Regions from separate parts of the Mus musculus genome. Here region 2 is linked to region 1. A link is a loop called in an ENCODE intact Hi-C map of the cell type or tissue named here. Cell type or tissue: heart. All regions are shown on one strand.

Region 1 (8,000 bases):
TACCATAGCTGTGTCCAGGAAAGGAAGGGCTTATTTCTTGACCTCAATGTGTATCTGGTTGTATCCCTTAAAAGTGTCCTCTTACTTTTCTGAAGTAAGGAGATAGTGACAGACAGGGGTGAGGGTGGTAATGATGTCCCACGGCCCAGTGGAAGGGTGTGGACACAGAACTCCAAGCAGGACACCTAGGCTGGTCACCCTTGCTGAGCTATGGACAGCAGTGCAGAAACACTTCTAGGAGAATTCAGGTTAATTGCTGCTAAAATTATACTGAGGAGTTTTTTTTTCCCACTCTTTGTTGTTTTAAGAAAGATGAAGGAAACTCTGCAATTAATTGTTTAATGAAGACAAAGTCAAGAAGCCCTAGAAAGTTGGGCAGTGGTGGCACATGCCTTTAATCCCAGTACTTGGGAGGCAGAGGCAGGTGGATTTCTGAGTTCGAGGCCAGCCTGGTCTACAGAGTGAGTTCCAGGACAGCCAGGGCTACACAGAGAAACCCTGTCTCAAAAACCAAAGAAGAAGAAGAAGAAGAAGAAGAAGAAGAAGAAGAAGAAGAAGAAGAAGAAGAGGAGGAGGAGGAGGAGGAGGAGGAGGAGGAGGAGGAGGAGGAGGAGGAGGAGGAGGAGGAGGAGGAGGAGGAGGAGGAGGAGGAGGAGCAGCAGGAGGGGGGAGGGGGAGGGGAGGAGGAGCAGCAGCAGGAGGAGGGAGGGGGAGGGGAGGAGGAGCAGCAGCAGCAGGAGGGGGAGGGGGAGAGGGAGGAGGAGGAAGAAGCCCTAGAAAGTAAGTTGTTTTTGCTGGCAGCTCTGCCTTGCTGGAAGTCAATATCTACAATGCCAAGAAGATATTTTCATATTATCTCTTCACTTGTAAAACCATCAGTACCAGTTTGGGGAAGGAATGTGTTGTGCTGTTGGAGGATTGATGGGTCTTGCAGGAAGTATGGGCTTTCACTGGCCCACTTGTGTCTCTTTATAATTTGCATGTTGATGTTCTAAGTCTTGGTCCTTAAGAACATGTCTGTTTTAAAAGACACCACTCTTAAAGGGACAGCTAGAGAGATTCTTAGAGGGTCTCCTGGTTCAGCATGACTGGTCTCATGGTGGGACACTAGGACAGAGACACCCAGGTGGAGGATCCTGAGAATACAAAACGAGAAGAAGGTGGCTTACACAAGCCAAATACGCCCACTCTTCATCTCAGACTTCTACCACAGGAAAAGCAGACTTTATTATCCAAACACCCAGTCTATGGTACTTGCTACAACCTCCCTTGCAAGCTAATCCAGACCAAGCTGTCACTCCCACCATGCCCCAGAGATTTCCTGCTCTGCCCCTTTAACAAGTGGGGGAGATTTGGGTTCTGTCAGGACAGTCTCTGTACTAACCTCACCCTTAGACTAGAGGTCAATACTTTTTTTTCTGTAAAAAGTCTGTCAGTAAGTATTTTAGGCTATGAACGAATGAATGCATGAATGAATGAATGAATGAATGAATGAATGAATCTCACAAAGCCTGGGATGACCTCATCCTCACTAGGTAGCTGAGAATGACCTCAAACTTCTGATCTTCCAGGTCAGCCCCACTGCTGGGACTACAGTATTGATATTGTTAAGCTCTGAATGCCAACAGGTAAAAAGAAAGCATTGTTATGCAGGTTCTTGTATAATAGCATACAAGAATTAACGGGCTATGCTTGCAAATGAGGTACATTGTAGCACATTTTTGGTAACAGCAAAAAACGAAAAGAGAGTCCAAGGGTCAAGGGACAAATACATCTGTGAAGAAAACATGGTGTGTATGCCTTGAGAGAGAAATTCATTCTGATGTATGCTACAACATGAATGAACCTTAGAGATACATTAAGGGAGAGAAGCCAGCCAGAGTTATGTGAACCCCTGTCTGTGAGGTTTGTAGAATATATAACATTTTAAAGATAGAAAGTAGAGCAAGGTGAGCTGGGCGTGGGTGGAGTGGAGGGTTGGGAATGCAAGTGAAATGGGTCTCAGTATGGGATGATGAAAAGATTTGGAAACACCAGAAGTTGTTGTTGCCTGACATCATGAATGAATTTAATGTTGAAGAACTGCACACATAGATTGGTTAAGACAGCAAGCTGTATGCATAGTTTATGATAATTCCCCAAAGTTAAAGAAATGAAAGCAACCAAGGAAGGGAGCTATGTTTGTAGCTCAGTTTGCTAGAGCCTTTGCCTGTCAAGCCTGAAGCCCTGGGTTTAATTCCCAGAAACTAGGTGTGGTGGTTCATGCCTGTAATTCCAGCTCTCAAGAGGCGGAGGTAAGAGAGTCAGGGTTCAAGGTTACTGTTCCAGCTTGCTCTCTGTGGCCGTGACAAACACTAAGGCCAAACACAACTTGGGAAGGAAAGCGTTTGTCTGGCTCACAGGTTGCCATCTACCTTGAGGGAAACTAGGACTGCAGTTCAATGCAGGAACTTGAAGCAGAGACCATGGAGAAGCACTGCTTACTGCCTTGCTTCCCATGGCTCACTCAGTTATCCTTCTTATACAGCCCAGGCCCACCTGCCCAGGGATGGCACTGCTCCTATGCCAATTAGTAGTAAGGAAAATGCCACTGCATGTCTTTGCCAATCTGATGGAGGCAATGCTTCAATTGAGGGTCCCTTTTCCCAAGTATGTCACATTGATAAAATTCCCCTTCACAGCTACATGAGGAGCTTGGGGCAAATATGGAATACAAGAGAACCTGTCTCAAAAAGAAAAGCCAAAGAATAAAACATCAGGGCATGGTCAGATGGGTCATGGGGAGGGGCAAGTGTGTGCCATTTGTTTATCCAGTCTGTGTTACATGGCTTAGGTCCTCCTTCCTCCCCTTATTACCCTAACAAGTGAGGGATCTGCTTTAGAGTAGACAGGACGGACGCTGCAACTAGTGTCACCTGCTACCTGTGCTCTACCAAGTATCTGGGATGGCCCCTTTGTCCAGCCTGAGTGCATCTGAGTGTCCATCTGACCTGAAGATGTGCTGCCCACTCTCAAGGTGTGTCACTAAGGCAAGATGTCCCCGACCAATTGAATAGATGTAAAACTGGTTCTGGCAGCCTCTTTCTTTTTATGGTTTACAGGACTCTAATATTCAGATGTGATCTGTGAAGAGTGTCTGTCACTCTAGCTGTAAAATACAAACAAATAAACACACACAAAAAACTTACCATCTTATTTTCATGATGTACAAGGACAACTGCCTGCTTGGAGGTGATTGTGAGACATCTCCACCCATCAGACTGTCACTCACTCATGGAAGCAAACATAAAACTAAAACCTCAGACCTTTTGTGAGATTCATATGGTCACAAAAATCACTGTCATGTCTGGGTGAAGAAAGGATGCTGATACTAATACCCTATAATGCCCGGGGTGGCAAAGGGCTGATGTTGTCTGTAAACTTCTCAGTGTCCCAAGACAACATGTCTGCCAATCTGCCATCACAAAGGTGGAGAACAGAGGACTCAAGATTTAGCACCTTGTTATTGCACCTCCCACAACATGACATGTTTGTATTGCTCTAAAATCACAGCAGACCAAGAACATAAAAGAGCCACAGAATAGGGTGAGCTGGTGCTACATACAGAGAAAACAACGGGGATGCATGTTTTTCTGGGAGTGTCTGTTTCTGAGCCTCAGTCCTCTGAAACAAAGTTTCCATAAGAACAAGGGTTTAAGGTTAAACAACAGAAGAACCAAAGGAAGGCGGAGAAACCAGCCAGCTGTCCAGTGTATCTGGCATAGTCAGATCAAGCCAGAAACATGGAGGGATGTTTACTCCAAAAGTATCCAGGATGGATAAATCCAGAAGTTTCTTGACTACTCCAAGGAGCTCTGCATAATAAGGAATAGACTTGGTTGTGAAATTACTTCTTTGGGGTAGGGTGGGGTTTGAATAGGAATAAGGCTGGGGATGTATGTATGCATGGGTAACCAGGACACATAAATCCATGAGTTTCTTTTTTTTTTTATTATGTATTTTCCTCAATTACATTTCCAATGCTATCCCAAAAGTCCCCCATACCCTCCCCCCCCACTTCCCTACCCACCCATTCCCATTTTTGTGGCCCTGGCGTTCCCCTGTACTGGGGCATATAAAGTTTGTGTGTCCAATGGGCCTCTCTTTCCAGTGATGGCTGACTAGGCCATCTTTTGATACATATGCAGCTAGAGTCAATCCATGAGTTTCTTGACCACTGCAAGGAGCTCTGCTGGAGAGAGACAAGATTAGACAAGGGGTTCCGCTAGGGGGCAATAGAGTCCTGTGTCTAAAGGCACAGGTTCTGCCTCAGCTGGTTTCAGACTCATTTTCTCCACTTTACAAAGGTGACCTCAAAACCTTTCTTTCTTAGGCTCTAACTTTCTTGGGCTCTAGGCTCTTCATCTGTAAGTGGAAAACTTATAATAGTATGGATAATATAATATTGATTGTAGATGATAGTAGGTGTGGACATACATGTAAATATTCCATATTAGATAGTATCTAATTTACTATTTATGTGACTAAGGGAAGGGATGGCCACCCTTGCACATATGCACTGGAGGGCTTCAGGGCCAAGGGTAACTGGTAGGTAGGAATCCACTGAGCGAAGCCTGGCCAGTGTTACTCACCAAGGTGAGTTGAGATAGGCCTCACAAGGGGAACAAGGGGACATGTGACAGATCAGGTGTGAGGGAGGGGGCGCCCTCCTGTTTCTCTAGCTTTAATTTTTATCTAGTCCATTTAAAAATATTTAAATGTGGTAAATAAAATTTGCCATCCAAGCGTTTTAAGTGCTGAGCTGGGTGGCATTAATTACATTCTTATCATTGAAACCTGAGGCTGGAAACAGTGGTTCACCCCTAGTTACCTACCTCTGCCTGCCATGTCTCCCATTTCAGAGATTCTACAACCTCCCAAAACAGTGTGCCACACACTAGAAGCCAAGTACTCAAGCACGTGGCCTGTGGGGGACGTCTCACACTCAAATCATGCCAAGCACCGACACACAGTACACACCCAGCCCCATTGCTCCGACAACTTTAAGGATGGTTGCTAGCTTGTATGTGTGGCTGAAAATCCCAACAGATCAGCTCTCTCTCTCTCTCTCTCTCTCTCTCTCTGTGCCTCTAAAAGTAGTAAAATGTAAAGTAAATCACCCGGAAGAGAACACCTTTTATTATGTAAGTGGAGACTTACTGTACAATAAAAGGTGTGAGCCTGTGCGCAAGCGTGTGTGCGTGTGTGTGTGTGTGTGTGTGTGTGTGTGTGTGTGTGTGTGTGTTTCTCACCAGCCTCCTTCCCTCACTGACAATGCCTGCAGACATGAATGTACCTTGTCCCACTTAGACTTCAAACAGGTGAGTGATGTCATCAATACAAACAGACGTATGGTGGAGGTAAAGGAAGGTGAGAATGCATTTCTGCTTTCTCTGTGTTATTACAGCCTGAGGACATCTCTGGGAGAGCAGCTTGTCTCCCCCAGAGAACCATGCTGCTGTGCTGTTGCTCCTTCAAATGGCAGGATCTCTCTGTTCTAGGTGCTCATTTCTAGCGTCGACTCTAGAAACAAACTATCCCTTGAGTGTTCTTGGAGAAATGGACTTGATACACTTCCTTGCTCAGAGAGAGTGATGTTACTGATGGTAACAGCAACAGCAGGAAGCACGTGTGTGTGAAGGCAGTTATGAGTGTGTGCTTTTAAATGTTTGTTAATGTATTTAAATGCCCAGGAAAGTCCCTGGAGGCAAATATTCTCATTACCATCACTCCCCTGACCCAAGAGAGAGAACCCAGGGCCCAAAGGTCCACCCCCTCCTAGAGGAGCTAATGGAACCTGATGTCTGCTGAGAGAAGGACAGTCACTTTTCTCTGGGGTCGTGGCTATTGGCAGAGAGCCTGTGGATGCCCTATTGGGTGACCCCACCCTCCTGAGCACTCAGGGTGCCACTAGTGAGACTCGGGGATTGTTAAGGAACAAGAAGAGAAAAGACCATGAAGTGGGAGGGGGTCAAGGGGCGGGGACACTAAGAGAAGCTGGAGAGAGTGGTGCTAGCGAGATGTGATCATAATATACCATATAAGTATAGGACATTTACAAGGGAGAGATAACAGGGGCTGAAGAGACAGCTCGCTGATTAAGAATATTTGCTGATTTTGGAGAGGATCCAGGTTAAAAATAAATAAATCTTTAAAAAATAGTAAGTAGAGATGTCACTTTAAAAAAGAAAAATAAAAAGAGCAAGTGAGGAAACAGAGGGGAGGAGGGGTTCAGAAACTCTAGGGAGCACTGTAGGGTCTGGCTAGGGAGCACTGTAGGGTCTGACTAGGGAGCACTGTAGGGTCTGGCTAGGGAGCACTGTAGGGTCTGGTTAGGGAGCACTGTAGGGTCTGGCTAGGGAGCACTGTAGGTCTGGTTAGGGAGCATGGGGCTTGGGCTGGAAGCTAGGCCCCAAGCATGACACCTCCAGTGCACACACTACCTTGCTCTCCAGGAGAACATTCTGACAGTATGGCAAGGTACATGAACAATATACATGACATAATTACCTGTTTATATCTTATGTGTGTAACACCCATCTTTAAGACAATTAAAATATGACACTGATATTATTATATAAATAATTTCTTTTTAATATCACTATTGAGGCACTGACTTTTTCAGATTTGGTGTGCTGGAATTCGTGCTTTGTTTTTTTTTGTTGTTTGTTTTGAGACAGGATCTTATGTAGCCCAGGCTGGCCTCGAACTTCCGGTCCTCTTGCCTGTACCTGCTGAGTGCTCTAATCACAGGTAGGTGGCATTACATCCTGAGGTGTCAGGAATGGGATCAAAGGCTTGCTAGGCAAACGATCTACCAACTTAGCTTCATGCCCTGTCCTGAGCGGGAAATGATATAAACTAGTAGAAAAGAAAGTTCTAATGTGTCTTTGCTTGGACTCACTTTTTCCAGGGTCTTATTATGTAGCCCAAACTTGCCTTGAACTCTTTTTGTTTTGTTTGGGACAGGATATCTATGTGTATGTTTCCCTGGCTGGCCTAGAACTTGCTATGTAGGTGAGGCTGGTCCCAAAGTTATCATCTTACCTCTATCTCCCTCTCGAGGTGCAGGGATTTCAGCTGTGCACCGCTACTCCTGGCCTTATCTGCTTCATTCTCCCCAAATTCTTGGGATTACAAACAAGCACAATCATGTTTGCTTTGAAATAATAATACCTTTAAAATTCAATACCTTTTATCTTTTTTTTTTTTTTTTTTGGTTTTTCGAGACAGGGTTTCTCTGTGTCGCTCTGGCTGTCCTGGAACTCACTCTGTAGACCAGGCTGGCCTTAAACTCAGAAATCCGCCTGCCTCTGCCTCAGGAGTGCTGGAATTAAAGGCGTGCGCCACCACACCCGGCTACCTTTTATCTTTAAAACGCAGGTAGATTACTTTCCTTGCCAATCCAACCTTTGGATTTCTTAACAGATGGAAGTGGAGTCCCCTTTTTCTTCCTCTAGAAGTTGAGAGTCAAGGATTAGCTAGAGTTCACTGGGTACCATCATGAATGCATCTGGATCAGTGGCTGTTAAACCTCTAGTCTAGGTAAACTCATTTAAACTCCCTAGTGTCAGAGTAATAAGGAAAAACTGGAGAGGATTCAAAATAACATGAGCGTGTGATCAAAAGATTGGAAAGTCGCAGAAATATTTATTCTAGAGAAGAGAAGGCTGTGAGGTGTTCAGAAAATCAAGGATACCGCATGAATGCTGGGGTCATGGTGAGCAGTGGATTGGCTTTGCTGGAGACCACTGTATGAAACAAAAGCCAAGTCAAGAAGACTCAGTGCCAGGGGCATAGTGATCATCAACAACAGAAGTCACAGCGCAGAGGCCAGGAGGGCACATGGGTGACCAGGGAAGGTCAGTTAATGTCAGACCCCATCTTTTGCATACATACACACTGTCCTTGGACCCCACACTGAGTCTTCCCAGTTCTACTCTCCACGGGGCAGGTTGCCC
Region 2 (8,000 bases), 55 kb after region 1:
TGTTCCTGGATCCTGTAGGTACTTCCTACACTTTGTCCATTTTCTATCTCAGGGAAGACTTGCAGTAATTTTTTTCTTGCATGAACATCCATGTAAACCATGGGAAGGACTGGGGAATTTACATGTAGCTGGAAGAATTTATATGTAGCAGTGTTCTCAGCTGAGAAGGGAAGTGAAACCCACAGAAGGGAGGATTGGGCAGCCCAGAGCATCGCTGTCTAGCTACTCTGAGTTTAACTTTCTCTTTAAAGTAGCCCAGCCCTTGTCCAGTTCTAAGTATCTCTACATTGGCTACACATTATTTGCCAGCCTTTAAATGGTGCCTAAGCTTAGCTGCTTCTGTGTCTATAGTGTGAGCGATTTAAACTGGCTCCTGTCATCTTGTCTGTCCTGTTTTGAGACGGGGCCTTACTGGCTGCTTTGGAGCTGTGTTGACCAGGTTGGCTTTGAACTTACCCTGGTCTTCCTGTCTCTGCCTCCTGAGAGCTGGACTCCAGCTGTCAGCCACCACAGCTGCCACAGCGTGAACTTGAGGTAGTTTGAGAACCTTGCTTCTTTTCCCAGAAGTGCTAAACTTTCATTCTACAAAAGGTACTGACGTTAGCTGTGCTAACAAACCACTGGGTGCCGTGGGAGCCTTCCAGAATAATGTGCTATAGAGCCACTGGAGACCACTGCAGCAGTTCCTGTGTGGGTGAGAGGTGATTGCCTTGAAACCTTCTCTAGACATGCTTTGGCATTGCCAAGTTACATCATAATTGTTTTATATGAAGTTATGTTTTTTCATATGCTACACAGGTCAGCCACATGGATACCTCTTGACTGGGACCCAGTGTGTTCTGTGAGAAGGTTTCTGACAGGAAGTACTGATTGTGCTGCTACAGTCAACAGATGAGGAGCCTGGGGTGTCTTCTCATTAAGACTTGAGTCTTCCCCGTATGTAGCATTCTTAGTTGAGAACTTGCATTTCTTAGTGCAAGGTGCCCAGGGCAGATTTGGAACCTCCCAAAAGCTTGGCAGAACCCACCTGTAGACCCTCCCTCTAACCACCTCACAGCTGCCATTTTCCCTCAGAGCTGGGCTGGCCTGGACGGTTCCTTGCCCCAGCTCTGTGCCTTATGCTTGGGTGGCCGGCACACACCTTGCTGTCTTTGATGCTCCACCACTACACCATGTGCTTGGGGGTGCTGACATGAGTTGTAGCTAAGGAGCATTTAACATTGTTCGATAGCTAAGAAAGTGAACATGTGAAGAGGGGGGTGGGGTGGATGGTCGTCTGAGCCCAGAACCAACTGCAAGGACACTGAGCTGCCTGAGATGTGGTGAGAGGTCTGTGCAGGAGGCGGAGGAGTGGCCCTCCTGCACGCCTCACCTTGCCTTCAGGAATCTGTTACTCTTACCAGGGACTTTGTGACCATGCCTGCAGTTTTGGTCTTCTCACGTACTTTGGAATGTGAGAGAATTCTTACCAAAGAGGGTTTTCTCATACTCCAGAGACGTCAGGGTTTCCTGTACTTTATGAAATGTTTTGGTCTCACTTTGAGGTTTAGTTTGAGCATTGAAGACTGTAGGTGAGTTTATATACTTAGTAGGAGAACCTAGTTTTTAAATCAACATGATTTAGTTAAGACACTATTGGGAGTGTTATTACATGCGTGTAGCATGTCTGCATGTAGGATGACTCCAAGGGTGTTATTACATGCGTGTAGCATGTCTGCATGTAGGATGACTCCAAGGGTGTTATTACATGCATGTAGCATGTCTGCATGTAGGATGACTCCAAGAGTGTTATTACATGCATGTAGCATGTCTGCATGTAGGATGACTCCAAGGGTGTTATTACATGCATGTAGCATGTCTGCATGTAGGATGACTCCAAGGGTGTTATTACATGCATGTAGCATGTCTGCATGTAGGATGGCTCCAAGGGTGTTATTACATGCATGTAGCATGTCTGCATGTAGGATGGGTCTCTTTTGTTAAAGCTTTGTTTTTGCCACACACAGAGTTGTATTTCATGGTCTGAATGGTTCACAACCGTAACAAGTGTCCTGATGACCTCCTGCAGTGGCTAGAGGTCTGCTGTAACACTGTTTACCTGGCCTGCCCCTGCATGGGGACAGTGGACAGCAAGCCCTCAGTGGTTGGTAGCTGGAGAAGAGTGAGAATGATGGACAGAGACTGTTCTGCAAGAGGGGAGGAGTCCTGACCTCTGATTTGACAGTTCGGAACCTTTGTCCCCTGCCTCTTACTTTCTCAGGCTGTGTCCCAACAATTGTTGCTTCAGAAGGGCCAGGCCCTGGGCTCGGGTGTTTTGAATAGTAGGAATTTCTGAATAAAGACTTAAGAGATTATTTAAATGTTCGAGACAGGGTTTCTCTGTGTAGCCCTTACTGTCCTGGAACTCACTCTGTAGACCAGGCTGCCTTGGAACTCAGATATCTGCCTGCCTTTGCCTCCCAAGTGCTGGGATTAAAGGCACACACTACCACTGCCTGGCTTAAATGTAGTTTTTAACCCCAGTGATTTATAGACATACTCTTATAGCCACTTTAGTATGAAGAGAAATATATGTTGTTTAATTTAGCCTTCCTTAATTCTGTCTCTTTTGTGCATCTTAAAATGTTTATGAACATATAATCAGAGTTACTTACTTCATAAGAAATGACTTGAATCCAGATATGACCATCAATGTGCTAGATACGTTTAGCTAAATTAGCAACAACAGCGTTGTCTGTCACTAAGAAATTCTCGGAGGAAAGGGCTTCTGCCTGGGAGCTCACCAGACCTGTAGCTTCTGAAGTCTTAGGACTCCAGGCCAAGAGTTCACAGACTTATTCAGAGGTCCAACCAATTGAAAACCCCAAGGCTATTGCGATGCACTTGACTCTAAACTGCAAACTCTGATTTCAGTTAAAGGAGATGTACAAAGAAGAGAGTGTGTGTGAGTCTCGTGTGTGACACTAGGAAGTCACCATTGAGTGTGTGGGGGGGTATTGTGTGTGACACTAGGAAGTCACCATTGAGCGTGTGTGGGTATTGTGTTCGATACTAGGAAGTTACCATTGAGGAGAAAGAGGACTGACAGTAGACCAGGGCTGTGACATACTCCGTGTTTTCCAGAATTCCGTGGTCAAGAGTTTAGTCCTCAGCCTGGAGTTCATTTTCAGAAGGTGGCAGAGACCTTAGGGAGTGACATGATACCTTTCCATAGGTGCAGACCAGATCCACCAAAGCTGAGCCCAAATGAACTCTTTGTGTTTAGAGCTTTATCTCGGGCACGTGGGACAGTAATTTAAAGATGGTGGGCACTGAATGATAAGAAAGAACTCCCAGGTGAATGTGAGATGGAGGATTTTAGTGTATAGGTGTCTGCATATTAGAAGTACATCTAATGTTTTTAATTACTCAACTGATTTTTCTGCCATTATCTGTATAATTGGGAAAGGCAGTCAAAATGGGCTGTTTCTGTTTTTCAGCCTGTATGCTCTGTTCTGTATCATGTGTCATATACTTACCATCCTTGTTATAGTTGGTTCTCAGAAATAGTCATTTCTCCTTCTTGTTCTCATTAAGCACGTTGGTAGAAGACTTCATCTTCAAGGCTAGATTCTCTCTGCCCGCAGATCTGCGTCTAGGAAGAACTCTGCCATCTAGTGGGCAAGTTGAACACAGCCTCCCCCCCAAAAAAAACCCCAAAAAACAAAAACCAAAAAACCCAACCCCAAATGTATCTACATCATCAGCAAACAGCATGTCTGCTAATTTCATTTGTGATCATGAAAACTAAACCCAAAAAATAGCATCACCCACAGGCCAGGTGCTCACAGAGATGAGGGTTTGCAGTGTGGGTGCTGGGCGCCTGTCACTCAAAATCCATGCATGTTGCTGGTGGGAATTAAAACACAGAAGACCTTTTGGTATTAAGTTGTAAGTGAAGGTGTGCAAATGCTATGGCCCAGGTGACTCCCTGACGTACAGCCAGTGAGACCAGAAGACAGGTAAAAAGCATTCACAGAAGCCTTGTCTGTAACAGTCTCAAAGTAGAAACAACCCCTCACTCACCAGCTGTAGAGTGGACACTGGAATGTTCTTCGTGTCAAGAGAGTGGTGTACAAGGAAGAGGCAGCTACCACAAGAGTAAACCTCACTACAGAAAGCCACGTAGGAGGGAACCCTTGATGAGTGATTCCACCTTTGTGGCTTCCACGAAGTAGCCCAAGTGTGTGTGTGTGAGAGTCCATGTGTGTGTGTGAGTCCATGTGTGTGCGCGTGTGTGCGCGAGTCCTCGTGTGTGTGTGTGTGAGTCTGTGTGTGTGTGTGAGTCCATGTGTGGTGGTATGTGTGTGTGAGTCCATGTGTGGTGGTCACTGCTTTGGTGGAGGAGAAACAGTTCCGATAGACAGGGAGCAGCAGATGCCTGTAGGGCAGGACCCTAGGACAGTTGTAACCCTCACCATAGGTCTAAAGAGAGGCAGGCAGGAGGCGATAGAACCTGGAAGGAGAGAGCCCTGTGAGTCGGCTGTGTGGAGGAGTGACTAGGCTCTCTGCAGGAAGGAGTCGGGAATAAATGTGCCCTCAGCTCAGGCCTTTCTTGCCTGACTGCCCTCCATGCTCCCTTTTCTGGACTTGGCTGGAAGCCAGGTGCTCCTAGCCTTTGATTCCTCAGATTCCACTCGGTTTCTGTATGTGTGGTACATTTCCTGTCCTACCCAGAGAGACTTTTGCAGGAGAGTTTGGGCTTCAGAATTGGCACTCTGGGTATGGGTGTCTCTGCCTCTGAAGCTGTTCCCGTGAGTGCTATTTCACTACCTGGGGTCTCTGTGAATTGCCATGTACCCAGTAGCTTGCATCCTGGGTTTTGTAGACACCAACACTAGTTCTCGTCCTTCCCTAATTTGGGGCTGGGTGGCTGTGCTGGAGTCTTTCCCTGAATCATGAACTTTCCAAGCTGTGTTAAGTTAGCCTCGATACTGTACAGTTGGGCAGACTCCTTTTTCTGTGTTTTACTTTGGCCTTCCAGATCTTTTCTGGAGCAATATAAATGAAGGCTGGCAAGATGGGACCTCAGAGTCCCCAGGAGTCACTTAATGACACCCCTATCTCTGCCCTCGCAGGGAACACTGGGGCCCGCAGGGACTCAGAAGCATCTGTGTCCTGAGGTGTGTGGGCCCTGCTGCCTTTTGTCCTCATTTGCTGTGACCTTTGTGTGTGTGTGTGTGTGAGTGTGTGTATTTTTATCTTATTTATTTTGGGGTTAACTTCTTGAAGACATGATCAGCCTGCTGAGGAGACAGGCGTCCATGCTGTTTTTTCCTTGATAATGAATAGCATTGGCTTGTTCACAGGTCTTCCTCTCAGTGTGCGCAGTAAATTGAGCACGTGATGGTTGTGATAGTGTTCCTGTCTTACTCTAGCACTTTCCATATGGACACAAAAGTTTGTGACTCTTGTATGTTTCTTGTCACGAGCAGGCCATGCAGCCCCAGAAGAATCCCAGCAAAGGCAGTTCAGTGGCTTAAGCACAGAGCTAGCTCAGTCAGTGAGATGCTTATTAAATGCGAGGGCTGGAGTTTGCGCCCCAGAACTCTCATTCATTCATTCATTCATTCATTCATTCATTCATTCATTCATTCACTCAGTCTCTCTCTCACTCACTCAGTCTCTCTCTCACTCACTCAGTCTCTCTCTCACTCACTCAGTCTCTCTCTCACTCACTCAGTCTCTCTCTCACTCACTCACTCACTCACTCACTCACTCAGTCTCTCTCTCACTCACTCAGTCTCTCACTCACTCACTCACTCACTCACTCACTCACTCACCCACCCACCCACTCACCCGTATGTCCAAGCGTGATGACTTGCAAGCCCAGTGCTGGGAAACCCTGACAAGGGCATCCCTGGGGCTTTCTAGCCAGTCAGCTCAGTGTGCTTTGCAAGTTCCAGGCCTCCAACCCCACAAAGCAGGCAGTGCCTGAGAAATGGTATCTTTGACTTCCACGCACATATGTGTATTGCAGTCTCCCCCTCTCCTCCTACTACCCCCGCCACCACAGGCTGCAGGGGCTGGAAAGTTCTGAACTGGAGACCAGGGCATATTGCTGTAGCATTTCTTTGCATGGTAAGGCATTGTTCTTGCCTGTGGTATGTGATTTATTTTTCTAGCACTTAATGTCACACTTTTTTGGGGGGGTCTGCAATCATAGGCTTTAGAATTAATAGCAGGAGTTGCCTGTGGCATCTCTCACAGTTATGTATTTACAGACCCTTGGCTGTTTTTCCACTTCCTTTTTTCTTCTCGTTTTGTTAATGAAGAACTGCCACTCTCAAATGATTCTGTGTCCAGCATAGTGCTTCCCACTGGAGGCCCTCGGTAAATGGACCTAGTGATTCAGCTAGGGATATGTTTTTCTAAAGTTATGCAGTGGCTCAAAAATGGATGCCTCTCTTGATGTCACCTTAAGGACATCAAGTGAGAGCAGGATATAACAAGAAATAGGTTGTCAGGCTTGCCTTAAAGGGACTGAGAGGGTTTGGGATGAGAGACTCTGTTGTTTCCAGAGGAGTTAGCTGCGGTGTGCAGTTAGTCACACATGGAGTGGTTCCAATTCCTCATCCACTCTCGTTTCCTTTTTGGTGATTGGACGCTGTCGAGCTGCTTTGATAGGTCCTCTGCTTCTATTGTAACACACAGGTGATCAGTGGCACCTGAACTATTGGCCTTAACCTGATTTGAAATCTTGTTAACATTGGAATAAAAAATTAAAAAAAATAAGTGGTAGGTTATGCAAATGCTTTAGCATTCACTTAAGATTGCTTCTATATTAAGTAGTACCCTGTGATAACAAGCCCTTTAGTCTTCTAAGACGTTTTGGCTTATAGACTATTTCTTCCCTCATCAGAAGCATCCTGTTTATTTTAGGAAACAGATTTCCTTTGTATGACTGGGCTAGTGATAGAACTAATAGGTCATATTTTTCAAAATATATATGCATATAAACAAAAATCATCATCTTTTTAAAATATACTATCTGTCTGTCTGTCTGTCTGTCTGCCTATCTATCTAGACAATTTTATCCATGATACAGTGTATCCATGATCTACCTCCCAACAGCATCTCCTCCTCCCCCTTCCTTCATGTTTTCCCTCCCCCAACTCAGTCCAGTTAGTGCAGCCTGGCTCAGCCTTGTGCAGGTACGCATAGCTGTGGAGAATTCGTGAGTGTGATGGCCATGCTGTGTCCTGAAGACTGTTTCCCATCATTTCCACCCCCCACCCCCCACCCCCTTACATTCCCTGAGCCTTGTGGGCAGTTACACCCACAGGTACAGATAGCGCTAAGTCAGGGCACTCAGCACTGTGACCAGTTCCTAGTCTGTGCTCACTGCAGCTGTGAAGACAGCGCTTCCCTGGCCAGGGCTGAGAGCAGGGCTGATGCTGATCTCTTGGCCCATATGTAACTGTTTAGAGGGCAGCACGATAGCACGTACATTTACTAAAACAGCAGTAGGCTCTCCCTTAGGGCCTGTGTTAGTTTCTTTTCTATTGCTGCCATAAGATACCACGACCAAGGCAACTTACAGGGTTAGAGTCCGTGAGCATCATGGCAGGGAGCATGGCAGCAGCCATGGTGCTGTGGCAGGAGTTCACATCTTGAGACACAACCACAAGGCAGGCAGACACTGGGAATAGGGCAAGTCTTTTGAAACCTTAAGGCCTGGTGACAGACCTCCTTCAACAGGCCACACCTCCTAATCCTAACAGTTCCACCAACTGGGGACCAGGTATTCAAACATATGAGCCAATAGGGACATTGTCATTAAGACTTCCACAGGGCCTATAACCGTCTGAGCCATGGGCTTTTGACAGGTAACACAGTATGAGACACAGATTCCTTCCTGTAGCGGGTCTTGAATCCAATCAGAAAGTGGTCACCCCATAGCCCTCGCCCTGCTGCTGCAGAATTTGCCTGGCAGGCAGTATTTTAGCATCCAGGGATTC

What was found. Peaks named below come from ENCODE experiments on the same cell type or tissue, not always from the same donor. Only the 100,000 strongest peaks of a DNase experiment are listed, where the experiment ranks them.
Region 2: it touches region 1 in a loop (5-fold over the local background); 23 of 42 quality-filtered maps call a loop at or near these places.

The regions. Positions count from the first base shown.
Region 1 is chr14:121,861,098-121,869,097 of GRCm38, forward strand. No RefSeq gene overlaps it. Among named protein-coding and RNA genes, the nearest start is that of Ubac2, 14 kb to the right of the region's middle. In heart, a CTCF peak has its summit at 4,285 (motif pointing right); no DNase peak of the experiment used is centred here; H3K27me3 peaks cover 273 bases.
Region 2 is chr14:121,916,317-121,924,316 of GRCm38, forward strand. All of the region lies in intron 4 of Ubac2 (ubiquitin associated domain containing 2), which reads left to right. It overlaps Gm46485 (a long non-coding RNA gene), which reads left to right. Exons shown (of 2, transcript XR_001781471.2): 1 at 1-701; 2 at 799-8,000. Among named protein-coding and RNA genes, the nearest start is that of Gpr18, 4.4 kb to the left of the region's middle. In heart, a CTCF peak has its summit at 3,675 (motif pointing left); no DNase peak of the experiment used is centred here; H3K27ac peaks cover 778 bases.